Linked DNA regions of Homo sapiens: region 2 is linked to region 1. A link is an interaction called in ENCODE POLR2A ChIA-PET data of the cell type or tissue named here. Cell type or tissue: A673. All regions are shown on one strand. Each heading gives the region's core, and the rest is flanking DNA. Links, peaks and the distances in the headings are about the cores only. Region 1 overlaps NDUFAB1 (NADH:ubiquinone oxidoreductase subunit AB1). Region 2 overlaps TNRC6A (trinucleotide repeat containing adaptor 6A).

Region 1 (8,341 bases), core at 310-8,309:
CTTCTGGATTTGTTTCCTCATAATCAGATTCAGGTTAGATGATTTTAGCAAGAGTGCCTCAGAGGTGACATGACCTCAGTGCCTCACATCAGGAGCAGCATAGGAGGTTGACTTGTTGTATCATTGGTGATGCTGAGTATGATACCTCCACCTAGGTTGTACCTACCTCCCTTACAAGGTGGTGAGCTCCTGGAGATGGGAGACAAACTATATGGTGTGAAACTGTGTACTCAGGCTCCAGGAGTGCTTAACACACAGTGGGTACTTCCTTGTGTGTGGAGCGAGTGAGTGAACTTGCTGTATGGAGAACACAGTGAGAAGACTGAAGCAGCTCCACTGGAGATATGGTGGGGATGGCTGGAGACAGGACTGGGACTGGGTCATGACAGGCTTCACAAACCGCCCTTTCCCAGTGGGAACGGTGTACAACAGAGGCACAGATCCTCTGAGGTGTTTTCAGCAGCTATTAAATACCATATGCATACAATTCCATTTATCCTGTTCTTGAATTCACACACACTTTGGAATGCTACATTTGGCCAGTTTGCTGCCTACCTATAGTGGCACAGAAGTCTCTCAAAAGAACATTCTGATAAGCTCTTAGAGCAGAAAGAACAGAAAGGCCTTTGCTATTGCTTGAACAACCAGACCCTAAATGGCCTTGGGGATGAATGATGTGTGTGTGTGAGATCCAGTAAATGTCTTCCCTCATTCTGGCTTCTTTGGGGCTTACACCAGCTACTGGATGATGTGAATGGGCTGTTTCACTGCAGGCGTCTGGTGAAGATAGTAGCAAAGCAGGCACTCAAGTGGCAGTACAGTCAGACTTTGTGATCTTAGGCAGACACAATCACAGACGCTTTTTTTTGGTAAAATGTACAGCTGCCATGGGATTTAAAATAGCCAGAACAACTTGGGGACTACCACCAAAATACCCCCAGTGTTAAACTACTAGACGTTCCAATCAAAGGAATAACACACAGCCTGTTTACTCCCTATTTGATCACCAGTGCTTAGTAAGTGCTCAAGCTATTGTTAAATAAATGCAGTTGTAAAAAAACAATGAGGAAGAGCCTTATCCTCCAATTTGGCAGTTTTCCAAGATATGTTGCTAAATATTGCAAAAAAATAAAAAAGGTCTAGTGTAACAATGTATGATTTTCATAACTGAGGATATGCTTTCTATTGCTAAAAAGGGGCCAGGTGCAGTGCCTCATGCCTGTAATTCCAGCACTTTGGGAAGTGGAGGCGGGAGCATCTTTTGAGCCCAGGAGTTCGAGACCAGCCGGGGTAACACAGTGAGACCCCATCTCTATAAATAACTTAAAAAATTAGCAGTGGTGTGCCTACTTGGGAGGCTGAGGCAGGAGGATGGCCTGAGCCTGGGAGGTTGAGGCTGCGGTGAGCCACAGTCGTGTCACTGCACTCAGACTGGGTGACAGTGAATGTCTCAAAGAACTCAAAGAAAACGAGGTTTGCATTCGACCCAGCAATCCCATTACTGGATATACATAAAGGAATATAAATCATTCTACCATAAAGACACACACATGCCTGTGTTCACTGCAACACTATTCACAATAACAAAGACATGGAATCAACCTAAATGCCCATCAACTGCAGACTGGGTAAAGAAAATGTGTAGGCTGGGTGCAGTGGCTCTCGCCTGTAGTCCTAGCACTCTGGGAGGCCAAGGCGGGCGGATCATTTGAGGTCAGGAGTTCGAAACCAATCTGGCCAACATGGTGAAACCCCATCTCTAATAAAAATACAAAGTATCCGGGCATGGTGGCGGATGCCTGTAATCCCAGCTATTCAGGAGGCCGAGGCAGGAGAATCACGTGAACTGGGGAAGCAGAGGTTGTAGTTAGCCAAGATAGCACCATACCACTCCAGCCTGGGCGACAGAGTGAGACTGTCTGAAAAAAAAAAAAAAAGAAAGTGTGTATACACACACACACACACACACACACCACACACACTCTCCATGGAATACTATGCAGCCATAAAAAATGAGATCATGTCCTTTATGGTAACATGGATGCAGCTGGAACCAGTATCCTAAGTGAACTATCACAGGATCAGAAAACCAAATACCACGTTCTCACTTTAAGTGGGAGCTAAACATTGAGTAAACATGGACAGAAGGGAACAACAGGCACTGGGGCCTACTGGAGGGTGGAGGGTGAGGCTCCAAAAAACACCCATCAGGGACTGGGCACAGTGGCTCACATCTGTAATCCCAGCACTTTGGGAGGCGGAGGTGGGCGGATCACCTAAGGTCAGGAGTTCAATACCAGGCTGGCCAACATGGTGAAACCCCGTCTCAACTAAAAATACAAAACATTAGCCAGGTGGTGGCGGGTGCATGGTGGCGGGTATAACGTCAGCTACTTGGGAGGCTGAGGCAGGAGAATCGCTTGAACCTGGGAGACGGAGGTTGCAGTGAGCCAAGATTGTGCCACTGCACTCCAGTCTGGGCGACAAGAGCGAAACTCCTTCTCAAATAAAAAAACCCATGGGGTATTATGCTTATTACCTGGGTGATGAAATAATCTGCACACCAAACCCCATGACACATAATTTACCTATATAACAAACATGTACATGTACCCCTGAACCTAAATAAAAGTTAAAAAAAAAAAAAAAAAAAAAAGGACTATGTCTGCCTAACATGCCTGGAATAACTCTAGAGCAACCCAGAAGGAACCAGCGTATTGGTACCTGCAGGAAGGGAAGCAGATGTGAGTGTGGACCCAATCCCAGAGCTGACTCCCATCCTTCGACCACCTCATCTCTCAGCCATGAGATTCTCTGCTGGCTGAGGGCCCCTCACCTTAGTCCCTCTGCCTCAAAGACACTACTTACTGTAGGCCTTTGGTTCCTCTTCCTTCCCCATACTAGAAAGTCAGTAAAAGGAGAGGAATTATTTTGATGTAACTCTCAAACTAAACTCTTCAAGAGCTAAGCAATGCATACATGTTATTTACATCAACCCCAAGGAACCAACACAGTGCTAAGAGTAAAAGGGGCAGAACCAATAATGATGTGTGACAAATCAAACTGTGGTTTGATGTGTGGCAATGTCAAACTGACCTTCCAGGAGGAAAGAGAGCCTCCCATTCTCCAAAACTGTTAAACTGTATTAAAAGGGATCTTTAGGACAGTGATGAAAAACTAGTCCCACCTGCTGATATCAGCTGACACATCTGATAATAAGCTAATGGAAACCAAAACAAAGTTTTTTTTGAAGCAAAAAGTCCATTTCCATGAATATATTCACTCCTGATACGAAGGTGGGGAGACAGCCTTACTTCAAGTACATGGCTGGGGAAGCCATTGTTTTTGACATGCATGAATACAAATGACAAATCAGACCTTTAAAAATATTAAGCAATGTCAGTATACAAACATAAAAAAGCACTTTATAGACATCATTGAAAAACTGAAGATGGGGGAAAATGTTGGTTTTATAGATTTATTTTCAAAGAGTAAAACACATACAATTTAAATACAAGTCCATCAGAATCACTCTGTCAGAGTCAGCAAGAATGCCAAAATGTGTCCTCACTGCCAGACATTCGTCACTATCATCTGAGTCCTCTCTCAGCAAAGCCAAAGGGTCTGGAAAAGACAAAATAAGTTCAATGTTATTTTTGATGTATTCTTACTAATGATAAGTGACATCTTTCAGGTGCTAAAAATGCAGCCTCTGGCTGAGTGCAGTGGCTCATGCCCGTAATCTCAGCACTTTGGGAGGCCAAGCTGGGCGGATCACCTGAGGTCAGGAGTTCGAGACCAGCCTGGCCAACATGGTGAAACCCCATCTCTACTAAAAATATAAAAATTAGCTGGGCGTGGAGGTGCACGCCTGTAATCCCAGTTACTCAGGAGGCTGAGGCCGGAGAATTGCTTGAACCCAGGAGGCGGAGGTTGCAGTGAGCCGAGATTGTGCCACTACACTCCAGCCTGGGCAACAGAGCAAGGTTCCATCTTTAAAAAAAAAAAAAAAAAAATGCAGGGTCACTAAAAGCTAAAGACTAAAAACACTAATACAATGTTTTAATTCAAAAAGTCTTATTTGATTATTCTAGGTCCCAAGTAACAAAAGCTACTATTTACTGAGAGGCTTCTTTACATCATTATATCAAGTGATATATATACTCTCTTCAATTTTGCTTTCACAAAAGCCCCAGGTAGGTCCTATCATTACCACCATATTACATATGAGGAAACTGAGGCTTACAGAGCTAAGCAGCCTGCCTGAGACCACCAGGCTTATAGTGTGTGGCAAAGCTGAGAATAAACTTGGGTGTCTCTGACTCCAAAGTCCATCCTCTTATACATGAGGCCTCTCTTGCCTACTTAAGAGCCAGGTCACTTCAGTGTCTTACCCAGCAGGCTGGGCTTACCTTGGCTGAGTAATTGAGGGAGACAGAGGTCTGTTTCCAGGTTACCCTGTTCAGTACTTTGTACAATGTTCTGCTTTTGTGAGGACAGCTGACAATCAAGGGAGTTCTATCCAGGAATGACAGTTCTCAACCTCTCAAAGATCACCACCAGGGCTGGGCCCCTTTGAGTGGCAGACAACAGGAAAGGGCTTGCATTTTATAAGTAGTGAAAAATCTTGGTCAAGCATTTCCATTTTCTGTTTCTTCTTAAGTTTCCTTTATTGAAGAACCACAGACAAATCTATGGGTGAACATCATTTTTTAAGTCTATTTACCTGATACTTTATTCATATACATCCTTCTTATCTGCAATGTAATCTACAATTTCTTGTGGACACATTAACTTTTCAGCATCTATATCAGGAATTTCAAACCCTAAAAGAAAAATATACAACAATGTGAGAGAGTTAAAAAAAAAAAATCCTTTAGAACTGAACACACCTGACCCTTCTACAACAGCTACAAGTATATCAAAACTTTCAGCAACCTTGAATCCCATATAGGTTGTGGGCCAGTTAGCTTCTAGACAGTATGCATACAGGTTGGGTACGATGCTTTGGAGGTATGTTTGTTTGTTTGTTTGTTTGTTTGTTGAGATAGAATTCACATAATAGAAAATTCCTCCTTGTATATACCATATAATTTGGTAGTTTTTAGTATATTCACATTGTGCAACCATCACCATTGTGTAAAAGAAACCCAGCTCCCTCTCCCTCTCCCCACGGTCTCCCTCTCCCTCTCCCTCTTCCCACGGTCTCCCTCTCCCTCTCCCTCTCCCCAAGGTCTCCCTCTCCCTCTCCCTCTTCCCACGGTCTCCCTCTCCCTCTCCCTCTCCCTCTCTTTCCATGGTCTCCCTCTGATGCCGAGCCGAAGCTGGACTGTACTGCCGCCATCTCTGCTCACTGCAACCTCCCTGCCTGATTCTCCTGCCTCGGCCTGCCCAGTGCCTGCGATTGCAGGCACGCGCCGCCACGCCTGACTGGTTTTCGTATTTTTTTGGTGGAGACAGGGTTTCGCTGTGTTGGCTGGGCTGGTCTCCAGCTCCTAACCGCGAGTGATCTGCCAGCCTCGGCCTCCCGAGGTGCCGGGATTGCAGATGGAGTCTCGTTCACTCAGTGCACAATGTTGCCCAGGCTGGAGTGCAGTGGCGTGATCTCGGCTAGCTACAACCTCCACCTCCCAGCTGCCTGCCTTGGCCTCCCAAAGTGCCGAGATTGCAGCCTCTGCCTGGCCGCCCATCGTCTGGGATGTGAGGAGCCCCTCTGCCCGGCTGCCCAGTCTGGGAAGTGAGGAGCGCCCCTTCCCGGCCGCCATCCTGTCTAGGAAGTGAGGAGCGTCTCTGCCCGGCCACCCATCGTCTGAGATGTGGGGAGCGCCTCTGCCCGGCTGCCCAGTCTGGGAAGTGAGGAGCGCCTCTTCCCGGCCACCATCCCGTCTAGGAAGTGAGGAGCGTCTCTGCCCGGCCACCCATCGTCTGAGATGTGGGGAGCGCCTCTGCCCCACTGCCCCGTCTGGGATGTGAGGAGCGCCTCTGCCCGGCCGCGACCCCATCTGGGAGGTGAGGAGCGTCTCTGCCCGGCTGCCCCCTCTGAGAAGTGAGGAGCCCCTCCGCCCGGCAGCCGCCCCGTCTGAGAAGTGAGGAGCCCCTCCGCCCGGCAGCCGCCCCGTCTGAGAAGTGAGGAGCCCCTCTGCCCGGCAGCCGCCCCGTCTGGGAAGTGAGGAGCGTCTCCGCCCGGCAGCCGCCCCGTCAGGGAGGTGTACCCAACAGCTCATTGAGAACGGGCCATGATGACGATGGCGGTTGTTTCGAATAGAAAAGGGGGAAATGTGGGGAAAAGATAGAGAAATCAGATTGTTGCTGTGTCTGTGTAGAAAGAAGTAGACATAGGAGACTCCATTTTGTTCTGTACTAAGAAAAATTCTTCTGCCTTGGGATGCTGTTGATCTATGACCTTACCCCCAACCCGGTGCTCTCTGAAACATGTGCTGTGTCCACTCAGGGTTAAATGGATTAAGGGTGGTGCAAGATGTGCTTTGTTAAACAGATACTTGAAGGCAGCATGCTTGTTAAGAGTCATCACCACTCCCTAATCTCAAGTACCCAGGGACACAAACACTGCGGAAGGCCCCAGGGTCCTCTGCCTAGGAAAACCAGAGACCTTTGTTCACTTGTTTACCTGCTGACCTTCCCTCCACTATTGTCCTATGACCCTGCCAAATCCCCCTCTGCGAGAAACACCCAAGAATGATCAATTAAAAAAAAAAAAAAAAAAAGAAACCCAGTGCCCGTCAGCAGTCACTCCCCATCCTCCCTAGCTCTGGCAACCACCCGTGTACTTTCTATCTCTGGATTTGCCTCTTCTTGACATTTCATGTAAATGGTATATAACGTGTCATCTTCTGTGTCTGGCTTCTTTCACTCGGCACGTTCTCAAGGTTCGTGTGCTGTAACACACGTCACCCATGCATTTTTTTTTTTATGATGGTTGGGTTTTTATAAATGGCTGGGTTTTGGTAGTTAGCTTACTTTGGCCCAAACACTGTGCTGAGCATTTTACACATCATCTCTAATTCTCACAGCAATTCCAATCCTGGGGTTCCTACTATTATCACCCCCACTTTACAGCTGAGGAAACAGGCTTTGAGAGATACAGTTACTTGTCCAGGCTCATACCTGACTAAGCTCAATTCCAGACCTGGTACTCTTAAGCACTAGGCAAAGGGATTCCATCCTAGTCAGCATCATCTGTGAGGAATTTTAACTAGGCCCTGCTCTGCAGAACAGCACAGAAGTCCTTTGATTTCCTATTCAGCCAACTCACGCAGAAACAGCCATGGAACCTTATAAAGGTCTCACCTGCCCAACACACAGTCCCAAACTTGGAGTGTGCTTGTGAGCCAGGATAGGAGACCAAGGCCAGAGGCTCTGGGTGCGTCTCTTGTCCTGGCACACATTACTTCTACCTGGTTCGCGTTACCCGAGCTCAGGAGGGGCTGACATGTCATCAGCATGTGTTCCGGGGAGGCTTTTGCCCTTTGTCTTAGAACCCTGTCTGAAGAATCAGTCCCCTGGAACCATCTCTGGTCATTCGGCTCTTGGCACCACACTGGGCACTCTGCTGGGCTTGTGCAAGGTGCTCTCTGAATAAATGTACCATCCCTAAAGCTTACTTCACCTGATGGTAAGTGGGCAGGAAGGTGTGTGTGAAGGGCAGTGGATGCTACTGTTTCTATTAATATTTAATTCTAATTCCAATTCAGACGCCCACCACTTCTTTCAGTTTAATCCACCTTAATCAAAAATCGCAGTGTGTAGATAGAAGACTGAGCCTTACCAAATTCGTCTTCCATGGCCATGATAATCTCCACTTGGTCCAAACTGTCTAAGCCCAGGTCTTTCATAAAATGAGAATTTACTGAAAGCTGCAAGAAAGGAGCACCAAACACAAAATTTAGTCCATGAAAGCATCTGCTTCCCAAGATAACAGGGTGGTACAATGCCACTTAATCACTATATTGAATTTATTATACTTTAAGTTTTAGGGTACATGTGCACAACGTGCAGGTTTGTTACATAGGTATACATGTGCCATGTTGGTTTGCTGCACCCATCAACTCATCATTTACATTAGGTATTTCTCCTAATGCTGTCCCTCCCCAAACCCCCTACCCCTTGACAGGCCCTGGTAAATGATGCTCCCCACCCTCTGTCCAAGTGACCTCATTGTTCAGTTCCCACCTATGAGCGAGAACACACAGTGTTTGGTTTTCTGTCCTTGTGACTACATCGAATTTTTTTTAACATACAGAGGCTATAACTGACATTTTATATGTAACCTATGCTAGTATGTACATGGTTTGCTTTATCTTACTCTGTTTTGAAGTGAACA
Region 2 (8,341 bases), core at 210-8,209, 1.2 Mb after region 1:
GAAATGAATACCACAGTCAAGCAAATTAATATACTTATCACCTCACAGTTAACCCTGTTTTTTTGGTAGAAGCACCTAAAACCTACTCTCAGCGAATTTCCAGTATACAATACAATATTATTAACTATATATCAGATCCCTAGACTTACCCACATACGTGCAACTTTGTACCCTTTGACCTATATCTACCCTCCCTAACCACTATTCTGTTCTCTGTTTCTATGTATTTGACTGTTTTTTTTTTTTAAGATTCCACTTGTAAGTGAGATCTTGGCAGTATTTTTATTTCTGTGTCTGGCTTACATCACTCAATGTCTTCCAGGTTCATCCATGTTGTGGCAAATGGCAGGCTCTCCTGTTTAAAAGCTGAATAATATTCCTTTGTATATATTTGCCACAATTTCTTCTTTTCTTTTCTTTTTTTTTTTTTTGAGACAGAGTCTTGCTCTGTCGCCCAGGCTGGAGTGCAGTGGCATGATCTCAGCTCACTGCAACCTCCACTTGCCGGGTTCAAATGATTCTTGTGCCTTAGCCTCCTGGGTAGCTGGGATTACAGGCGCGTACCACCACACCTAATTTTTGTATTTTTAGTAGAGACGGGGTTTCACCATGTTGTCCAGGCTGGTCTCAAACTCCTGACCTCAAATGATCCGCCCACCTAGCCTCCCAAAGTGCTGGGATTACAGGCTTGAGCCACTGCACCCAGACCACAATTTATTCATCTTTATTTATCCATAGGTTGTTTGTTTCCATATCTTGGCCATTGTGAATAATGCTGGCATGAACATGGGAGTACAGGTATTTCTACATGGTTCTGATTTCATTTCCTTTGGGTATACAGTAATCCCCCTGTATCCACAGAGAATCTGTTCCAAGCCTCCAGTGGATGCTTGAAATCTCGGATAGTACTGAACCTCATATATGCTATTAATAATATGCTTTTTCCTATACAACATACCTATGATAAAGTTCAATTTATAAATTAGGTATAGTAAGAGATTAACAACTAATAATAAAATAAAATAGAACAATTATAATCTGTTGTAATAGTTATCAGAATTTGGTCCCTCTCTCAAAATACTTTATTGTACTGTTCTCGCCTATTTTTGTACTGTGGCTGACCATGGGGTAAGACTTTGGAAAGTGAAATCTTGGAAAAGGAGGGGGACTACTGTATACCTAGAAGAGGAATTGCTGAGTCATATGGTAGTTCCAGTTTTAATTTTTGTGGGAATCCATAAGACCTTAAGTTTCCCAATTACAAGCCTTCTATTATAACGAATTTCAGGAACTTTGATGGCTTCATAGGGGTTACTGTACTGCCTGGATTCTCAGAGGAGAAAACTGAGGCTCAAGTAGTTTGTAACTTCAAGCATGTAACCTAATGATACACAGAGAAAATGATACTTGCAGGGCCATTAGGGTAAACAGAAAAGGCCACTCACAGCTGAAGATGACAATCCCAGAGAGTCAAGTCTAGTCACCCCATCTCCCCATAGCCTGTTTCCATCACACAGGTTGGGTAGTTCTGCTGTTACAGTTGGGGCTTAGTTCACTGTTTTTCTCCACAGTCTACATAGTAGAAATGATTTTTGTGTTGTAGGGTGGTATTAAGTAATAATACCAGGATTTTAAATGTGCTACGGTGGTTTTTTATGAGATATTTAGAAGGCATATGTGCACTAACCTCTTTAAAATAGAAGCATAGGTTCATACCGGTTAAGAATTTACTAATGGCAGGTATTTTTCTTCCTGTGGAAGATGTCTTTGAGCTATGTAACAAATAAGATTTGTAGCTCTGCACTAACAGAATGAAAAAAAAATGGCCTTCCACTTTCATGGGAAATAGTTAATAAAATGATTATTTTTAGGTAGATCATGTAACAAAGTCACTATTTTTTCTTTCCTCCTATTGTGAAAGGAAAATGATTTCCATAGATTTATACATGTAAGTCTAGATTTATGTACTCAGGGAGGCTATGAAGAATGCTAAGGAGACCCGTTTTGGCTTTAGGCAAGGATTATTTCTAACAAACGTAGATTTGTTGCTTTTAAATACTAATACATTTATTAAATTTGGTAGAAATTTATGTCTGATGAGACTGATCTACAGGACAAAGGAAACAGGAAGTAGATATGAAAAAAACATTAATGGCTATGAAATAATTTTTAAAGTGGTTAATCGGTACTTAGCCCTTTATTTTTAGAGAGTTTGTTTTTGCCCTTATAATTAAGATGAAAATAATGTATACTAGAAGGAACACTTGTTTGGGAGTCACATTGGGTTTTAAATTTCACCTCTGCCATTTACTAGACGTTCGAGCATGAATAGCTTTCTGAACTGCATTTGCCTCATCTGTAAAATGGGAATAATATTTCAAATTTATGGACTCACAAAGAGAATAAAGAGATAACAGATACATTGCCTGGCATCTAGCTGATACTTGGTAAATTTTAATATCCACCATTGTGGTTTTGCAATATCCTAGCAACCTTTCAGTCCCTTGAAATGACATGCTAGCAGTTTCTCCAGCTAATTCAGGGTTCCTCCATACCCAGAAGTGATTTGCTTTTGCTTCCCATTAAAGTAGAACCCAGCCCAGCAAAGGTGAATCACAGTGCAGTGCAAGGAATAGGTCTTAAAACATGAGGATGGGATCTATCAACTTCATAAATTTGGCAGGCCAAAATTGGTCTTTTTTCTTTGACTTGTATTTATTTGTTTGCCATGCATAATCACTTGTACTTTTTTCTTTTTATCTTTTTTTTTTTTTTTTTTTTGACGTGTAGTCTCACTCTGTCGCCCACGCTGGAGTGCAATGGCGCGATCTCAGCTCACTGCAACCTCCACCTCCCAGGTTCAAGCGATTCTCCTGCCTCAGCCTCCTGAGTAGCTGGGATTACAGGCGCCTGCCACCACACCCAGCTAATTTTTGTACTTTCAGTAGAGACAGGGTTTCACTGTGTTGACCAGGCTGGTGTCGAACTCCTGACCTCAAGTGATCCACCTGCCTCGGCCTCCCAAAGTGCTGGGATTACAGGCGTGAGCCACTGTGCTCGGCCACACTTTTTTCTTTTTATGAATTTCCCATCCTTACTATTTGCCCATTTAGTTCTTGGACCTAGAGTTTTATTTAGCAGTTTACTTGAGCTCTTTGTATAATAAACTCATTAACATTTCATCAGATGTATTTGATGCAAATATTTCCCACATTGTGGACCATATCGTATATATGAAGTCATTCTGAGGATGAGATACGAGGCAAGAATATCTAAATTTTGCCTAATCCCAGGTGCCCCATTGGGAATACATACGCTGAAGATGCAAATACATGTTCAGAAGGAGGAAAGCACAATTAAATCACATTTGTACTATTAGCTTGGACTTCAGTCCTAAACTCTAGTGTGTTGAATGCTTCTCTGTATTAGATTTAGTATCCTTAAACTAAAACATATCTTTCCTTAGATTAGGGAAAGTCGAGGTGAGGAGGGTTGGGAAGGAACAGAATGGATCCCTTTAATTTGTTCTAAAGGACAGGTATTTTCCAGTTTCCCTTTTAAATTGGAATATACACATTTGAAAAAATACACATCAGTATTTTATCTATTTTATCAAATTTATTTTTTATTCTTAAAGTTCTTGACTAATTGCTATGCTGAGAAAACATACCATTTTTCCAGATTTAGAAAATAGTTTGCCCATGTTTTGCAAAAGCTTTTAAAATCTCTAGCATTTTATAGTATTAATTGTTTAATTTAGCTGAAGTTTATTTTTATACTGTATATTTGGGACTTTTTTCCTAATTTAAAAAATCAACTAACCATTCTGTATTTCTTAACTAATTTATATCTTCAGTGATTTAATGACAGTTTCTTTATTATATAACTTTAGGGAATTAAAAACTCAGTGGGAACTAACTTCTACTTGAATGTTCAGGTATTATGTTTATGTTTTTTCTTATTTTTAAATTTTGAGTCACAAATGGAAGCTGAAGCTCTCTAGAGATTGCTACAGTGTCTTCCAGAACTGTTTTCCAGACTTACTCAGACATGAGAACCCCATGTGATACTTGTTTTTAAATATATGGATTCTGATTAGTAAGTGTAAGGCTGAAGAATCTTTTGCTTCTAAACAGTTCTAATAAGCAAATTTGAAGAGAGCCATTCTGTACTTTTATGTTATGGAAGAGAGATTAATAGGCAATCTGAATTTTTTTCTTTTAAAAAGTGTGCCTGGGCCGGGCGCGGTGGCTCATGCCTGTAATCCCAGCACTTTGGGAGGCTGAGGCGGGCGGACCACGAGGTCAGGAGATTGAGACCATCCTGGCTAACACGGTGAAACCCCGTCTCTACTAAAAACACAAAAAATTAGCCAGGCGTGGTGGCGGGCGCGCCTGTAGTCCCAGCTACTCGGGAGGCTGAGGCAGGAGAATGGCGTGAACCCGGGAGGTGGAGCTTGCAGTGAGCCAAGATCGTGCCACTGCACTCTAGCCTGGGGGACAGAGCGAGACTCTGTCTCAAAAAAAAAAAAAAAAAAAAATCTTAATTGCAATGAAAGATACTTAGGAAAATCCTTTGTTGTTGCTCTTACTTGAGAATAACATTTTCTAACTGAAGAGCTGTCATTGGTACACTCCATCTTGTCTTTTAGGAGCTTAACTTGATGGTTTTTTGTTTTCCTATATAACGACACATATAGAAATAGCAATTTTAGGTAAATTTAAAGTTTGCCAAGAGAAGTATTAAAATGCACTGTATATTTTATAGGTGTTTACTAAGTTATATTTTCTAGAGGTCAACTTAGCACTCCAGTCTCTTAAAGTGACATCATGTGTTAAAGCAGCGTTTTGTGTACTGTATTTCTGCCAGTGTTTTAGAAGATTTACAAAGTAGCCAATGTGAAAACTATTATACAAAGTTAAATAGTAGACTTTGACAGATAGGAATAATGTAAGGGCTTGAGGTATTAAGGCATGGAAATTGATGTTTTGGGGATTGGTAGATGATTGTTGGCTGGTCCACATTTAACTTCTTTCTGTTAAACTTGTAGATAGTCAAAGTGAAGTTCATTAAATATTTTCTGAAATCAGTTTATTAAGGTGACATAAAGTATTTTAAACATTTAAAGAAGTATTAATTAAAATGGTATTACAAATTTAGAACTTGGTATATTTAGAACTTTGGTTATATTGTCTGTTCTTGGGTTTTCATGTGAATATAAGACAATTGCTATTTTTTTTCAATTAAGAGGCTATTTTTTAAAACAGTTTTAGACTTACAGAATGATATGTTTTTATATAAGAAATATCAAGAAAGCTTGTAGAATAGCAAAGCTTAGCAAAAATTAATTTATTTGTCTTATTGGTGCATTTCATTGTTTCACAAAGTGGGGGGTCCTGATTTGGAACACAGACTAGGAAAAGGTAGGGTGAATTCTTTGAATAGATAATTTTTCCATTCTTAAAAGTTTAACTTGTTCATTTTTGGACCAGTTAAAATTTTTTTTCCCATTTCTTTAAAACTGTGAAATAGATGGGTGGGGTCACAGTATGACCAAAAAAAAAAAAAAAAACCCTAAAAATAGAGCTCTTTACTAGATATCTATGTTTTATCCTAGCTAAATGTAACTCTTTTCCATTAAAATCTTTTTTGATATGGACCAGGGCAGTCTCAGGGCTAATTAGAGAACCTTCTCACATTAATGATCTCAGTGGCTGGTCTTGTCCTGCTCTCTCCATGCCAGCTGTAGGTGTTTTTTAGAGCAGAGATTTATTTAAAACTATTGATGCATTCAGCAGCATACTAACCAGTGACCATCATTCTTACTTACTCTTCCTCTTGATCATTCTTTCTCTTTTCTTTACTGGTTCTTCATTATTGCACCTCTTGAATATTGATATTCCACAGTGTTTAATCCTCAGTATTGTTCTATCTTGTTTTGCATAGATCCAGTCACTTTGTGTATGCTTGGCAATTCCTGGATTATTCATTCAACCAGCATTTGCTTTGCTTGGTTCAGGAAATGCTAGTGATAAAGTGAAGGAGAAATAAGAAACCAGCACTTACAGAGCACATTGACTGCATTGTAAGGGATTTGTAAGAGTTTCATCAGAATAGAGGAGGGCAATCTGGTTGTCATAACATAACATGCTTCTAAGATACGCCCAGTCTGGGGGTGGGGGAAATTAGATGTTTTCTAGGCAAAAACGACAAAAATATTTGCAAGAAAGGTATCAAGGCATTTTGAGCAAAAGAAATAGCGTGAAAGAACGTGATACGTTTTGGGGAATTGCAAGTATTTGGTGTGGTAGAAGAGAATGCAGTGAGTGTGGACATAGCAGGATATGAATCTGGAAAAAGGTAGAGAGGGGCCATGCCAAGGAGTTTAGAAAGGAGTTCCAAAAGTGGTTTTATGATACAGATAACTTGGGGCAGGTAGATGATAGATTTCGGGATGCGTGAAAGTGGGTGGGGCAGGGATCAAGACTTGAGCCAGGCCTGCAGTCCCATTAGGAGGTTTTTGTGAGAGTAAATTGTTGAGGGCCTAAATCAAAGAAGTGGCGTTGGAGACACAGGATGCATTTGAATTTGAGGTATTCTGTTGGGCCTGTTGACTGACTAGATACAGGGGAGTAGGGAGAAATTGAGGAAGAAATTCCTGCTTGAGTAACTACATAGATAGTTAAGCCATTACCTAAAATGAAGTTTCTCTCCCGTCACTCTGGCAGTTATGACTTATTCTTGCCTTTACTTCCCTCCTTCTATCTGCTGCTTAAACCCATTCTTAGGTTTTGTCATTTCTTCCTCTACAACTCTTTTCTCACCTGTATGTTGAATCTTAAATCCATATTTTTAATCCAAACTTTTTTGAACTCCAGAACCATATATTCAGTTGCATCCCGTGTGTGCATATTCTGTAGCAATGGTTCTCGAAGTTTACCTGAGGACAGGATCCCTAGGAGGCTCCTCAAAACTCTTTCATGAGATCCATGAGGTCAAATCAATTTTCATAATAACAGGAAGACTTTATTTGCCTGTTTCACTTTTATTATGAGTATATAGTGGAGTTTTCCAGAGGTGACACAGTGTGGGATACCACAACAAATTGGATGCAGGCGCATATGTGATAATCCACCTACCTTCTGTTAAGCCAGATGTTAGAGAGACTTACAGAAATGTTAAACAGTGCCATGCTTCTCACTAATTTTGTTATGGAAAATAGAACAATTTTTTTTAAATGTATGTATGTTCGTATGTAATAAATTTATTTTTAACTCACTTAAAATATTTGTTTAAACTTTTATTATGGTAAATGTATATACAACACACATAAACGAAACCTTTTGGAGTTCTCAGTGTTTCAGAGTATAAAGGACCTTGAGACCAAAACATTCGAGATGTGAGTCAGCAGAGGCAGTGTGGTTAAGTGCCTTGCCCATGGTCATATAGCTAGTAAGTTGCAGAGCTGAGATTTGAATCCATCCAGTCTTTTGAACCTATACTTCTTGTCCTGGGACAGTTTAGGTAAGATTAATATTACATGTTTCTTGAGGATACACACCCATCCACACACGCCCCCTGTAAAGTTATCTGAGCCTGGTGCATGTTATGTTATGTTATGTTATGTTATGTTATGTTATGTTATGTTTTATGTTATGTTATGTTATGTTGTTATGTTATGTTATGTTATGTTATGTTATGTTATGTTATGTTATTCAGGAGTTGGGGCCTTACCATATTGCCCATGCCTGACTTGAACTTTTTGGCTCAAGCGATCCTCCTGCCTCAGGACTACAGACATCTGCTGCTGTGCCTGGCTTTTTTGTTTTTGTATTCCTGGTGTGTTTTGGAGGGATAAATCTTGGGAGACCCTTTCAGAGTTTCTGCTGTTATACTATAGGACCTTCTATTCCTCTGTGAGCCTATTTTGGTAAATTATATTTGATAAAGCAGAGTTTGGAAAACTACAGTCTGCAAGTGAAATCTGGCCCACTGCCTGTTTTTGCATATGCAGTGTTACGAAATATAGTCACATCCATTTGTTTGCATTTACCTGTTGTCTATGACTGCTCTGGTGCTACACTGGCAGAGTTGAGTAGTTGTCACAGATTCTGTGGTCTGCAAAGCCCAAAATATTTACTCTCTCATCTTTACAGAAAGAACTTGCCAACCCCTGTTGTATAACATAGTTCAATTTAGTTGGGTTTTGTTTTACTGGGATAGATTGTACATAGTATTTTCTTGTCTTTTGGTAATCTCCACGTTTGAATTTGTGTCTTTTTCATTCCCAGTGCTATTTATATCTCTTGTTTTTATTCCCATTGTTTGGGATGACCAAAAT

What was found. ChIA-PET counts read pairs that join two places held together with the same protein. Peaks named below come from ENCODE experiments on the same cell type or tissue, not always from the same donor. Only the 100,000 strongest peaks of a DNase experiment are listed, where the experiment ranks them.
Region 2: POLR2A ChIA-PET joins it to region 1 with 6 read pairs; 2 of 35 experiments call an interaction of 5 or more read pairs at or near these places.

The regions. Positions count from the first base shown.
Region 1 is chr16:23,577,550-23,585,890 of GRCh38, forward strand. It overlaps NDUFAB1 (NADH:ubiquinone oxidoreductase subunit AB1), which reads right to left. Exons shown (of 5, transcript NM_005003.3): 3 at 7,787-7,874; 4 at 4,727-4,826; 5 at 3,465-3,624. The coding sequence ends at 4,735. Among named protein-coding and RNA genes, the nearest start is that of NDUFAB1, 15 kb to the right of the region's middle. In A673, for the core only: no CTCF peak of the experiment used is centred there; no DNase peak of the experiment used is centred there; H3K27ac peaks cover 570 bases.
Region 2 is chr16:24,763,914-24,772,254 of GRCh38, forward strand. All of the region lies in intron 4 of TNRC6A (trinucleotide repeat containing adaptor 6A), which reads left to right. Among named protein-coding and RNA genes, the nearest start is that of TNRC6A, 38 kb to the left of the region's middle. In A673, for the core only: no CTCF peak of the experiment used is centred there; no DNase peak of the experiment used is centred there; H3K27ac peaks cover 2,552 bases.